Linked DNA regions of Homo sapiens: region 1 is linked to region 2. Evidence: chromatin contacts called from ENCODE Hi-C or POLR2A ChIA-PET data. All regions are on one chromosome and are shown on one strand. Each heading gives the region's core, a stretch centred on a gene start or an enhancer-like site at or near the end of the contact. The rest is flanking DNA. Distances are from core to core; before and after follow the strand shown. Region 1 has its middle 140 kb from the start of JARID2-DT. Region 2 has its middle 180 kb from the start of JARID2-DT.

Region 1 (6,219 bases), core at 2,571-5,070, 46 kb before region 2:
TGGCTAATTTTTGTATTTTTTGTAGAGATGGGTTTTTGCAGTGTTGCCTAGGCTGGTCTTGAACTCCTGGGCTGAAGTGATCCACCTGCCTTGAACTCCCAAAGTGCTGGGATTATAGGTGTAACTCACTGCACCTGACCAAAATAGATATATTTTAAAATTTTTTATTCTAATAGAGACAGGGTCTGGCTATGTTGCCCAGTCTAGAGTGCAGTGGCTACTCACTCCCACTACTAATCAGCATAGGAGTTTTGGCCTGCTCCACTTCTGACCTGGGCTGGTTCACCCCTCCTTAGGCAACATGGAGGCCACCATAGTGATGCTGAACTTAGTGCGGACACCTCATCGGCATCATGTGTGACAGTTCAGAACTCCTAGGCTCAAGTGGTCCTCCCACCTCAGCCTCCCAGGTAGCTGGGACTACAGGCACGTGGTTATTAATAATAACAATATCAATAATAATATTGATTGCCTGTTGAAATGATGTTTTGAATATATTGGGCCAAGGGAGATATATTATTAACATGAATTACTGCTGTTTGTAATTATCCTTTTTTTTCTTTTGAAACGGAGTCTCGCTCTGTCACTTAGGCTGGAATGCAGTGGTGCAGTCTCGGCTCACTGCAACCTCTGCCTCCAAAATTCAAGCAATTCTCCTGCCTCAGCCTCCCAAGTAGCTGAGATTACAGGTGTGCGCCATCACGCCCAGCTAATTTTTTTTTTTTTTTTTTGTATTTTTGTATTTTTAGTAGAGACAGGGTTTCACTACGTTGGTCAGGCTGGTCTCGAACTCCCCACCTCAAATGATCTGCCCGCCTCGGCCTGCCAAAGTGCTGGGATTACAAGTGTAAGTCACCACGCCCAGGCTGTTTATAATTATTCTTAATGTGGCCACTAAAACAATTTTTAAAATTACAGTAAAATATATATAATATAAAGTTTGCCATTTTAGTCTGGGTGCGGTGGCTCACGCCTGTAATCCCAGCACTTTGGGAGGCTGAGGCAGGGTGGATTACCTGAGGTCAGGAGTTCAAGACCAGCCTGGCCAACATGGTGAGACCCCTGCCTCTACTAACAATACAAAAAAATTAGTTGGGCATGGTGGCGCACATCTGTAATCCCAGCTACTGTGGAGGCTGAGGCATGAGTATCACTTGAACCTGGGAGGCAGTATTACTTTGGGCTAAGGTTCTTTGATTTCTGGAAATGTTTCATAGCCCACGGTGGTCACAATTAAATGTGGTCAGAACTACATGGGGAGCCCAATATTATTCTAATTGCTGTGTGAATGAGGGCTGAAATCACAGCCCAGCCTGACAAATCCTCTTTGGTTTCAGGGACTTTAACAAATCTTTATAGATAAATGTGCGTGGCTCGCTCTCTCTCTCTTTTTTTTTTTTTTGGAGAGATGAAGATCTAGCTATGTGCCCAGGCTGGTCTCGAACTCCTGGCCTCAAGAGATCTGCCTGCCTCAGCCTCCCAAAGTGTTGAGATTATAGATATGAGCCACTATGGCTGGCCCTGGCCCAATAACATTTGCCCTTCCTTCCTTCCTTCCTTCCTTCCTTCCTTCCTTCCTTCCTTCCTTCCTTCCTTCCTTCCTCTCTCTCTCTCTCTGTCTGTCTCTCTCTCTCTTTCTTTCTGTCTGTCTTTCTTTCCTTTTTGAGACAGGGGCCTAGCTCTGTCACCAGGTGGTGTGATCATATCTCACTGTAGCCTCAACCTCATGGGCTGAAGCAATCCTCCCACCTCAGCTTCTTGAGTAGCTGGGACTACAGGTGCATGCTCTGCACTCAGCTAATTTTTGTATTTTTAGTAGACATGGGGTTTCATCATGTTGCCCAGGCTGGTCTCGAACTAATAATCTCAGGTGATCTGCCTGCCTTGACCTTCCAAGTGCTGGGATTATAGACATGAACCACTGAGCCCAAAAACATTTCTAATATGAAGAAGTAGAGTCTAACCTAAATACACCTGTCTTTCACTATGAAAATATTGCTCATTTCTTTTTTTTGAACTCTTCAAACATTTTTGCTTGCCCAGTTGGGAATTCTCAGTATATGTATATTTACTAGTTTTACTCTCAAATTGCATAACACATTAGTAAAATTAATGTAATTTTTTTTTTACAGAATATAATAGAATACAGTAAATAAAATAGAGGTCTAACTCTGCCCTTTCTGGGTCTCAATGGGTCATCTTGCACACAGTCTGGGGTTTAAGAACCCTACTTTGGAAACTATTGCATCATGCTTCTTCCATTGGAAAGATGCAAAATCCCAAGAATGGAATTTGTTCTTCTCTTATTAGTGGTAGGGCAGAATTATTATTACAGTCAAAACTGTCCATCTACTTACACCAAAACCTACAACAAAGTTTTGGCAATACTGTAATATTGTATGAGAATGATCCACAGCTGGGTTTTTCTTCCCAGATGAGCAGGACACTGGCACAGGGACAAGATGTTGACGACATAGACTGTTTTCATTGTGTTTTTCTGTGTAAACTCATTTACTGTCATTAGTAATCATCACTGTATGAGAACTTCCAGGCTGGCAATGTTACAAACAGTAAGGCACAGAAGACTTTCTCTCAGGCTCTGTTTGATGGAAAACACACAAACCATGGGCCAAAATGGCAGGATCTGCTGGGCACAGTGGCTCAATCCTGTAATCCCAGCACTTTGGAAGGTTGGGTTGGGCGGATCACTTGAGGTTAGGAGTTTGAGACCAGCCTGACCAACATGGTGAAACCCCGTCTCTACTAAAAATACAAAAATTAGCCAGGCATGGTGGCAGGTGTCTGTAATCCCAGCTACTCAGGAAGGTGAGACATGAGAATCACTTGAACCCAGGAGGCGGAGGTTGCAGTGAGCCAAGATCACGCCATTGCACTCCGGCCTGGACAACAGAGCAACACTCCATCTCAAAAAACAAAAAAAGGCTGGGTGTGATGGCTCATGTCTGTATTCTCAGCTCTTTGGGAGGGTGAGGTGGGTGGATCACTTGGTCAGGAGATTGAGACCATCCTGCCTAACATGGTGAAACCCTGCCTCTACTAAAAATACAAAAAAAAATTAGCCAGGCGTAGTGGCAGAAGCCTGTAGTCCCAGCTACTCAGGAGACTGAGGCAGGAGAATGGCGTGAAACTAGGAGGTGGAGCTTGCAGTGAGCTGAGATCGCGCCACTGCACTCCAGCCTGGGAGACAGAGCGAGACTCCATCTCAAAACAAAAACAAAACAAAACAAAAAACCAAAATGGCAGGATCGAGGTATATGTGAGTTACTAGCAAGACACTGAATACATAATTCCCACACAGAAGAAGATATTGAAACCTTTGTGTATTATGCCTGACATTAATTATTTGTGCTTTAAAAATATGTGTGTGTGTATATATGTATACATATACGTATACATGAATACGTACACGTATACATGAATACGTACACGTATACATGAATACGTACACGTATACATGAATATCTATACCTATACGTATACATGTATATCTATACCTATACGTATACATGTATATCTATACCTATACGTATACATGTATACACATACATATATGTGTATACACATATATGTACATGTGTATATATACACACACATATTTGTGTATACATACATATACACATGTGTATACATATATATGTATATGTGTATATGTATATACACACACATATTTTTACATACATATATATATGACTTTCCTAGGAATGTTAGATTTCGGAAGTTTCTAGATGCAGCCCTCAGCAGGCAGACCTCCCCAGACCAGGACAGGATGTGCTTAGATGGCGAGTTACACAACTGGAAGTGGCCTCTCTCTGCTGCTCCCTGTGTGTTGCAAGGATTAGTTTAATTAGAGCCTGTGCTTGTACAGCACTTTGACATTCTCAGACAAAAAGTGCTAGATGAGCACAAAATTTTATAACTGTAATGGAATCCAAGCAAATAGCATTGTAATAAATGGGTCTTGCTGCTGATACTGCATTTAAGAGTCCCCTCTTTATAATTGCATGTTTACTCTATGTGATGAACTGAGGTGATTAATAACAATGATAATAATTACTCCTACAGCATTTTATGCTTTCAAAGGGCTTTACAACTTGTTTATTATTAATCTTTAATCTTCCCAGTTGCTGCTCTGCTAAGTCAGTGTTGTTTTTGTTTTTAAAATTTTCATAGAAATGGAGAAATCAGAGGACTAGAGAGCGGGGCTGAGGTTTTGAAGTTCCCACGGCAAGTCAATGTGAGGAGCTGCTGGATTTTGATTTGGAAAGGAGAGATGTTGAATGAGCTGGAAGAGAGGGTGAGGCAGGTCGGGGAGAAGACAGGTGGAGCTCACCGTGGTAACCTTGCAGGGTTCGGTGGCAGATTGCTATGATCTGGGTGTGAGGAACCAAAGCAAGGGTGCTTGGCGAGTCTAAAGCAAAGGCAACTTGATGCAGAATGCGTAGGTGGAGGTTCCCACCTCAACACCCGCTCTGCTTAGGCCGGGTGCTCCAGTGGCATTTGTGCTATCGCCTGCGTTCATTCAGCTGGTACTTAACACCTGGTCAAGGTTGATCAAGGGGAGTAGGGCTTTGTGTCACAGCTAATTGGGTGCTATAAGGAAAAGACCCCCAAACTGTAGTGTAAGCAACTGGCATTGCATAATCAGCTGCTTCGAATACCCACTGGGGGATTAGACTGCGATAAGCAAGTGCTGTAGGTATCTGCGAGACAAGCAGTGTGTCAATTACACTGTGGATGGCCAGATTTATGTGCTTTTTGGCAGTGCTGCTGAACTATTAATCATATCTCATGAACAGGCCCCATGTAAACCAATAGCAAATGGCACATCTTAAGGAGCATCCCAGCAAAAAATGTCCCATTTCCCTTATATCTTCTGCTGATGTCTAAGGTACTGAAAATGAGAATGAATACACAGAGCCATCAAGCAATAATCAAGAGCCAAGCTACCCTTCCCCCCTTCCTTCCTTCCTTCCTTCCTTCCTTCCTTCCTTCCCTCCTTCCCTCCTTCCTTTCTCACTTCCTTTCTTTTGAAAAATAAAAACCTAATCATGTTTTCTGAGCCAGCGAGACCGGATTTCCAATCAGCATCTGGAAATGGCATATTTCACATAAAAACACACCCGTTAAACATTTTCTTTTAATGACAAAGTGAGGATTTCATGACTTTCCTCTACTTTTATTTCATGGTGGTTTAGATGGGCCATCCATATAGATTTCTTATTCCTTGCTAAGTTACATATCTCCTGAAGTGCGATACATCTACTGTCATAATTAAATGTCGTCAAGCTGATGTGTATGAGTGTTTTGAGCGTTATCACTAATTGCTGTGTTAGCATGAATTAGACAGTAAAGTAATTAGAGGCCCAAATGCAGCTGTGTCCTATGTGGTGCAGTTTCTGGGTTGGGCTGTGTGTTTGTGTCTGTGTGAGTGAGGGTGCGGTTGTGTGAACCAGCTCTGTACTCTTCCCCTTATACCTGGATTATCTCAAGGTGCTTGCTAGTCTCTCTTGTTTGTGCGGAAGTCTCTGAAATGATGTCCGGAATGGAAGCCATTGTCTGCAAGAGAGAGTCCAGGTTTCTTTAAATAAGCAATTTTCTGTAATCAGTCAGCAGGGAAAGCTTCACTCTCCAGACTAGCATTAATGGAAGACAGGTTTTAGAGTTTAGAAAAAGCATGTTTATCTTCAAGACAGATTAGTTGGGGTTGGGGTATATAAGTGTGTGGTGAGAGGGGCTGGGAGTTTTGTAAAGAAAATGGGAAGACATTTGTTTTTGTTTTTAGCCCAAGATCTTTTCTAATCTTCCCACATTTGTCAAACCCATAAGGACTCGTTCTGCTGATCGTGTGATGACTGGTCTGGACTTTTCCTCCACCTCCTCTCCCCAGTTCCCCACCCCAACTCCTCCCTGCTTTAGTACTAAACAGGAGTCAGAGGAGAGGCCAGCAAAACTCATGTTCTGGCTTCTGGCTGTCACAGTTCTCCCCATGAAGCTAAAGGCACATGACCAAGTCTTCATCACTGTGGCCTTGGGTTCAAGGGAGCCCCTGTGACCCTCCCCGGCCTCTCTCCACCCCAGGGCTCTCTGGGCATTCCCCTAGTCATCCACGCCTTTTCTTTTTAGGGTGTAACTGTATCCACGATGCAGCTGATTTTAATCTCTATGGGTTTCTGCATCATGGAGCTGAGGAAGACAGCG
Region 2 (6,658 bases), core at 992-3,491:
CAGGCATTCTTTGACCTACATGTTTATGTGGGGATTAGGAGTAGAATGAGTTGTCACTGAAAATATGTGCTTTGTGTATTTAGAAGATAAGTATTTTTTTTTATTGCTAATTAGTGTTGGGCTCACACACATTTGTCATGTTGCTATGTCAGATTCATTTGTCCTTTCAAACCCAACTGCCTTAATTAATCTTTCTCCATCCACTCTCTGTTACAGTCCGGCTATAACTCAGACTGCTGGGCTCTACCCTAATGGGATTTCTACTCAGGAAACCTTGAATTTTAAAGCTAAATCTGGTGTTCAAGAACATCTCATTGGGTCCATCCAAGCCCTAGCGTCACCCTGCCATAGTGAACTCCTGAAATGGGGAAATAGGTGAATTGTCTTGCTCACATTTTCTAAGACTTGGCCTTGGTGTCATTTTTTTTCCATGAAGCATTTCCTAAATCCACCCAAGAATTGCAGAACCCTACTTTCTTGGCACTCACAGAAGAAAGACCTTTACCTGTAGATTTCAGTGTCTCTGTTTTAGTTGGAATTTTATTGCAAATGCTTGTGATATGGTTTGGCTTTGTGTCCTCACCCAAATCTCATCTTGAATTGTAAAACCCACGTGTCGAGGAAGGGACCTGGTGGGAGGTGATTGGATCATGGGGGAGGTCACCCTCATGCTGTTCTCGTGACAGTTGATAGTGAATGGGCTCACACCTGGCCAAGTACTTAATAATTTTATCAAATCTCATCCGACTTATATGTTTCTTAAAAGACAAGTGGAATCCAACCCCAATAGAAAAACCTAACTGACGGTAAATCTAGAAAATTCTGGTAAATCTGGTAAATGCTGGTAAATCTTAGAAAATTCTTTTTTTTTTTTTTTTGAGGCGGAGTCTCACTCTTTTGCCCAGGCTGGAGTGCAGTGGCGCAATCTTGGCTCACTGCAAGCAAGCTCCGCCTCCGGGGTTCACGCCATTCTCCTGCCTCAGCCTCCCAAGTAGCTGGGACAACAGGCGCCCACCACCACACCCGGCTAATTTTTTGTATTTTTAGTAGAGACGGGGTTTCACTGTGTTAGCCTGGATGGTCTCGATCTCCTGACCTCGTGATCCGCCTGCCTCGGCCTCCCAAAGTGCTGGGATTACAGGCGTGAGCCACCGCGCCCAGCCAAATCTTAGAAAATTCTGTCATTGATTTTATTTTTTCCTGAAAAGTGAAAAAAGACTCTGACTGCTCAATTTTAATAGCGGAGTATCTTTTGAAACAATAACGTGATAATAAATTTGCAGCTGCGTGTGGTGGCTCATGCCTGGAATCCAAGCAATTTGGGAGGCTGAGGTGGGAGGATTGCTTGAGCCCAGGAGTTTGAGACCAGCCTGGGCAACATAGGGAGACCCTGTCTCTATATTGAAAAAATTTTTATTTTAAATATAAAAAAAATAAGTAAGGGCTGGACTCAGTGGCTCATGCCTGTAATCCCAGGACTTTGGGAGGCAGAGGTGGGTGGGTTGCTTGAGTGCAGGAGTTCAAGACCAGCCTGGGCAACATGGTGAGACTCTGTCTCCACTAAAAATACAAAATAATTAGCCTGGTGTGGTAGCGCTTGCCTGTAATCCCAGCTACTCAGGAGGCTGAAGCAGGAGAATCACTTGAACCCAGGAGCTGAAGGTTGCAGTGAGCCTGGATTGCGCCACTGCATTCCAGCCTGGGTGGGTGACTCTGACTCTTTCTCCAAAAAAAGAAAGAAAAAAAGAAAGTATATTTGAGAAGTATTATCCTAACAAATAAGTATTCCAGTATAAGTGATATTCTGACCTTAAAAAATAATATCTCTTCTCTATATGGGCTCATAAAAAATAATAAAAATACTATGACATTTGTATATCATCTTACTACTTACATGGAACTACCATATTGATTCTATTATTTGACCCTGAAAAGTAATGTCAGAAGCAATTATTATAATTATAACCATTTAAATGATGAGGCAAGTGAGAATGAGTTAGATTGTTCCCAGGCGTGCATCTTATTGGTAGAAGAGTTGGTGGACAGGCCCAGATCTGCCTTCCAAAACCCCACATGTAGGCTGGGTGGGGTGGCTTATGCCTGTAATCCCAGCACTTTGGGAAGCTGAGGTCACTTGAGCCCAGGAGTTCAAGGCTGCAGTGAGCTATTATTGCAGCACTGCATTCCAGTCTGGGTGACTGAGTGAATGAGATCCTGTCTCTAAAAAAGGGAAGTGCGTGCATGCGCGTGTGTGTGTGTGTTGAGACAGGGTTTCACTCATGCCACCCAGGCTGGAGTGCAATGGCACCATCTCGACTCACTGCAACCTCTGCCTCTGAGGCTCAATGGATCCTCCAACCTCAGCCTTCCAAGTAGCTGGGACTACAGGCTCATGCCACTGTACCTAGCTAATTTTTGTATTTTTCATGGTGATGGAGTTTCGCCATGTTGTCCAGGCTGGTCTCAAACTCCTAAGCTCAAATGATTGGCCCACCTCTGCCTTCCAAAGTGCTGGGATTACAAGCATGAGCCACCACACCCGGCAAGCTTCAATTGTGCTTCCAGGGCTCTTAAAGTATCTGTAGACCCAAGATGTCTGGGGGTGGAGGTGTGTGAGGCAGGGCCAGGAGGTAGCACCTCTGATGGGCCATGGTGATAAGATTGAGACCAGGGGAGGAATTAGGCCACATGCTAGCCTCTGGTCTCTGGTTGACTTTTCTTGTTTCATTTGCCCACGGCTGGTTATCCCAACTGCCTCTGACAAAGATTTTTCAGCGACCATAATCAGGCTGATCCCACAAATAAGCTCAAGCTAAGAATAAATGCAGCGCTGGGGAACATGAACATGAACATGAGCATTAAAACCAGGATCATAGTCACCACAGGCCCATAGTTCCATATCTGAAATCCTTGGAGCCACATGGCTTTCAGGACTCAGGGTGTTACCTACCACTGCTGGTGGACTCTCCTGCAGTATTGTGCAATCAAGCATCTTACTATTTCTGAAGCCAAAGGATAGATATGCACATGGAATGAGACAATGTCTATAAATAGGCTCATGTCAGTTCAGGCCAGGTCAGGCCTTGACATGCAATGAGTTATGTAGTAAGTTGTGGTTTGGGGAGCTTCTTGAATTTCAGCATTGTGGATAAGGAATAATAGACCCTTATCCGTGTAATGCCATCGTCACGCCATTTTCTCCTCATTACTCATCTCAAAGACAAAACATCTTCTTGCTGGAGTTCACAATCGCTAGTGTTCGATTCCTTAGAAGGACATGTGATGTCATCATTCTTGGGATGCCTCTTAATATGGGAAGGCCCAGTTTTTGACCCTGAAGAATTACCTTTAGATGTTCAGCTTAGGGAAGTGTGGCAAATGAGCAAGTTCTCAAGAACGGTTGGAATTTTGTAGACTGAGGGGCCTGGGCGGAGTCCCTCCATGTGACAGCTGTGGCAAGAGCAGGTGTTCACTTTCTATAAGGGACGGATCAGGGAGACAGATGGACTGCAGCACAAGCTTTGTGCCGGGAAGTCATGATTTGAGCTGGGTGACAGGCTGCCAGGATTATAAAATGAAGGGTTTGGGTTACATGTCTTAAACAACAAAAAATCACTGAAAGTTTTTGGGCAGAGACTGATGGAATAAAAATGAGTCCTAAGCTGGGCATGGTGGCTCATGTCTGTAATCCCAATAATTTGGAAGGCTGAGGTGGGAGGATCTTGAGTCCAGCAGTTTCAGACCAGACTGGGCAACATAGTGAGACCCCATCTCTACAAAAAATAACAGGACATGATGGTGCATGCCTGTGGTCCCAGCTACTCAGGAGGCCGAGGTGGGAGGATCGCTTGAGCCTGGGAAGTTGAGGCTACAGTGAGCCACTACTTCACTCAGCCTGGGAAACAGAATAACACCCTGTCTCAAAAAAAAAAAAAAAAAAAAAAAGGCAGCCAGGCACAGTGCCTCACACCTGTAATCCCACGAATTTGGAAGGCCGATGTGGGCAGATCACCTAAGGTCAGGAGTTTGAGACCAGCCTGGCCAACATGGCGAAACCCCATCTCTACTAAAAATACAAAAATTAGCCAGGCATGGTGGCACATGCCTGTAATCCCAGCTACTCAGGAGGCTGAGGCACGAGAATTGCTTGAACCGGGATGTGGAGGTTGCAGTGAGCCAAGATTGGCCCACTGCACTCCAGCCTGGGCGACAGAGTGAGACTCTGTCTCAAAAGAAAAAAAAAAAAAAAAAAAAAGGAAACTGCTCACTGTTTGCTGAATTTAGCAACCTGGCCCAGCATTGGAAGCTCTGTTCTGCTTTGTCCTTTGCCTGAAATGCCCTTCCCGGGCTCCCTCCCGGGTGTGCTCCCATTCATCTTTCAGGACTCAGCTCAAATGTCACCTGCTTTGTGGAAGGTCTCCTTGGCCTCCCTGGGGAGCACTCACTGCTCCTTTCTCTATGCCTTTGCAGGCACCTGAGGGCACTTCTCTCATTTCACTGTGACTTCCTCCAGGGCAGGCTCTAAGTCTCTTGTTTTTTGACTGGCATGTGGCACAATTCTTGGCCCCCAAGAGTGCTAAGTAATTGTTAGCTGAATAAATGCCGCTGATATGTCTTCTATCATCTCTTAATATTTTCTCAGTTCCCTATTTTTTGTTTGTGTTTTAAAATGGATCATATCTATGTAATGGGAATGGTAAATCTCATGTGGGTTAAATTTTAGGACATAAGAGTTATCATCAGCTTCCAATAAAGAACCATGGATGGCTGGGTGTGGTGGCTCATGCCTGTAATCCCAGCATTCTGGGAGGCTGAGGTGGGCAGATCTCTTGAGGTCAGGAGTTTGAGACCAGTCTTGCCAACATGGCGAAACCCTGTCTCTACTAAAAATACAAAAGTTAGCTGGGCATGGTGGTGGGCACCTGTAATCCCAGCTACTTGGGAGGCTGAGGCAGGAGAATTGCTTGAACCTGGGAGGCAGAGGTTGCAGTGAGCTGGGATCGTGCCACTGCACTCCTGCCTGGGTGACAGAGTGAGATTCCACCTCAAAAAAAAAAAAAAAAAAAAAAGAAAGAAAGAAAGAAAGAAAAAAAAAAGAGAGAGACAGAAGACAAAAGGACACATAAATAAGAATACAATGTGAACACAAAGGCAGGGATTGGAGTGAGGCAGCTACAAGTCAAAACACTGACTGCCAATACCTACCAGAAGTTAGGAGACAGGCATGGAATGGATTCTCTATCAAAGCCTCCAGAAGGAACCAACCTTCCTGTCACCTTGATTTTGGACTTCCTGGCCTCCTGAACTGTGGGAATAGATTTAAATTCGAGGTAATTTCTGTGATAATCCTAGGAATTTTTTTTTTTTTTGAGACAGAGTTTTTTTGCTCTTGTTGCCCAGGCTGAAGTGCAATGGTGCAGTCTTGGCTCACTGCAACCTCCGCCTCCCGAGTTCAACCGATTTTCCTGCCTCAGCCTCCCGAGTAGCTAGGATTACAGGTGTGTGCCACAACTCCCAGCTAATTTTTTGTATTTGTAGTAGAGACGGGGTTTCATCATGTTGGCCAGGCTGGTCTCGAACTCCTGACCTCAGGTGATCCACCTGCCTCGGCCTCCCAAAGTGCAGGGATTACAGGCGTGAGCCACTGCGCCTGGCTAACTCTAGGAAATTAATACAAATGCCATTGGTCTTATTTTATTTTATTTATTTATTTATTTTTTTGAGACAGAGTATCACTGTGTCACCTAGGCTGGAGTGCAGTGGCATGATCTTGGCTCATTGCAACCTCAGCCTCCCAGGTTCAAGCAATTCTCCCTGCCTCAGCCTCCCAAGTAGCTGAGACTACAGGCGCCCACCATGACACTGGGCTAATTTTTGTATTTTTAGTAGAAACGGGATTTCACCATTTTGGCCAGGCTGGCCTTGAACTCCTGACCTCAGGTGATTCTCCTGCCTTGGCCCCCCAAAGTGCTGGGATTACAGGTGTGAGCCACAGTACTCGGCCATTGCTTTTATTTCAAGCGGTGTCATTTAATGGCCCATGGAGATATCAAGAAGCAGTGTAGCATAAAGGTTAGGGGCTCAGGACGGGAGTCAGACAGTCTGGATGTAGTTTCAGCTCTATTCTCTGAACTTGGATTTTTTCATCTGAAGGATGGGGTGATATAATATTAGTAGCTACCTGCTATAGAATGACTGTTTTTGTCCCCACCAATATTCGTATGTTGAAATCATAACCCCTAATGTAATGATATTAGGAGGTGGAGCTTTGGTAGCTGATTAGGCTGTAAGACAGAGCTCTTATGAGTAAGATTAATACCTGCTATGGTTTGAATATTTGTGGCCCCCCTCACCCAGATTCATAGGTTGAAACCTAATCTCCAATGCAGTAATAAGAGGGATATGACTTGGTCATAAGGGTGGAGCCCTCATGAGTGAGATTAGTGCCCTTATAAAAGAAACCCAAGGGAGCTTCTTCATTCCTTCTGCCATATGAAGACACAGCAGGAGACACAATCTATGAACCTGTAAGAAGGTCCTCGCCAGACATCGAATCTGCTGGTACCTTGATCTTGGACCTCCCAGCCTTCAGAATTGAGAGTAATACATTTCTTTTGTTTCTAAATTACCCAGTCTAAGGTCTTTTGTGATAGCAGCA

The links. A loop is a pair of places that touch in the nucleus more often than their neighbours do. ChIA-PET counts read pairs that join two places held with the same protein, here RNA polymerase II (POLR2A). Pooled maps may share reads with other maps.
Region 1: a loop to region 2 is called in a map of endothelial cell of hepatic sinusoid, with 5 times the contacts of the local background. The contact joins two enhancer-like sites. A Hi-C loop is called at or near these places in 2 of 168 maps with a recorded cell type or tissue (endothelial cell of hepatic sinusoid and heart right ventricle) and 1 of 50 pooled maps. POLR2A ChIA-PET finds 5 or more read pairs at or near these places in 5 of 52 experiments (AG04450, H1, HEK293 and 2 more).

The regions. Positions count from the first base shown.
Region 1 is chr6:15,107,177-15,113,395 of GRCh38, reverse strand. It overlaps the pseudogene RN7SL332P. Among named protein-coding and RNA genes, the nearest start is that of JARID2-DT, 140 kb to the left of the region's middle. Within about 2 kb of position 3,820, at least 2 of the 41 ENCODE cell types and tissues checked have a DNase peak (open chromatin) inside an H3K27ac peak, as active enhancers do.
Region 2 is chr6:15,059,188-15,065,845 of GRCh38, reverse strand. No RefSeq gene overlaps it. Among named protein-coding and RNA genes, the nearest start is that of JARID2-DT, 180 kb to the left of the region's middle. Within about 2 kb of position 2,241, at least 6 of the 41 ENCODE cell types and tissues checked have a DNase peak (open chromatin) inside an H3K27ac peak, as active enhancers do.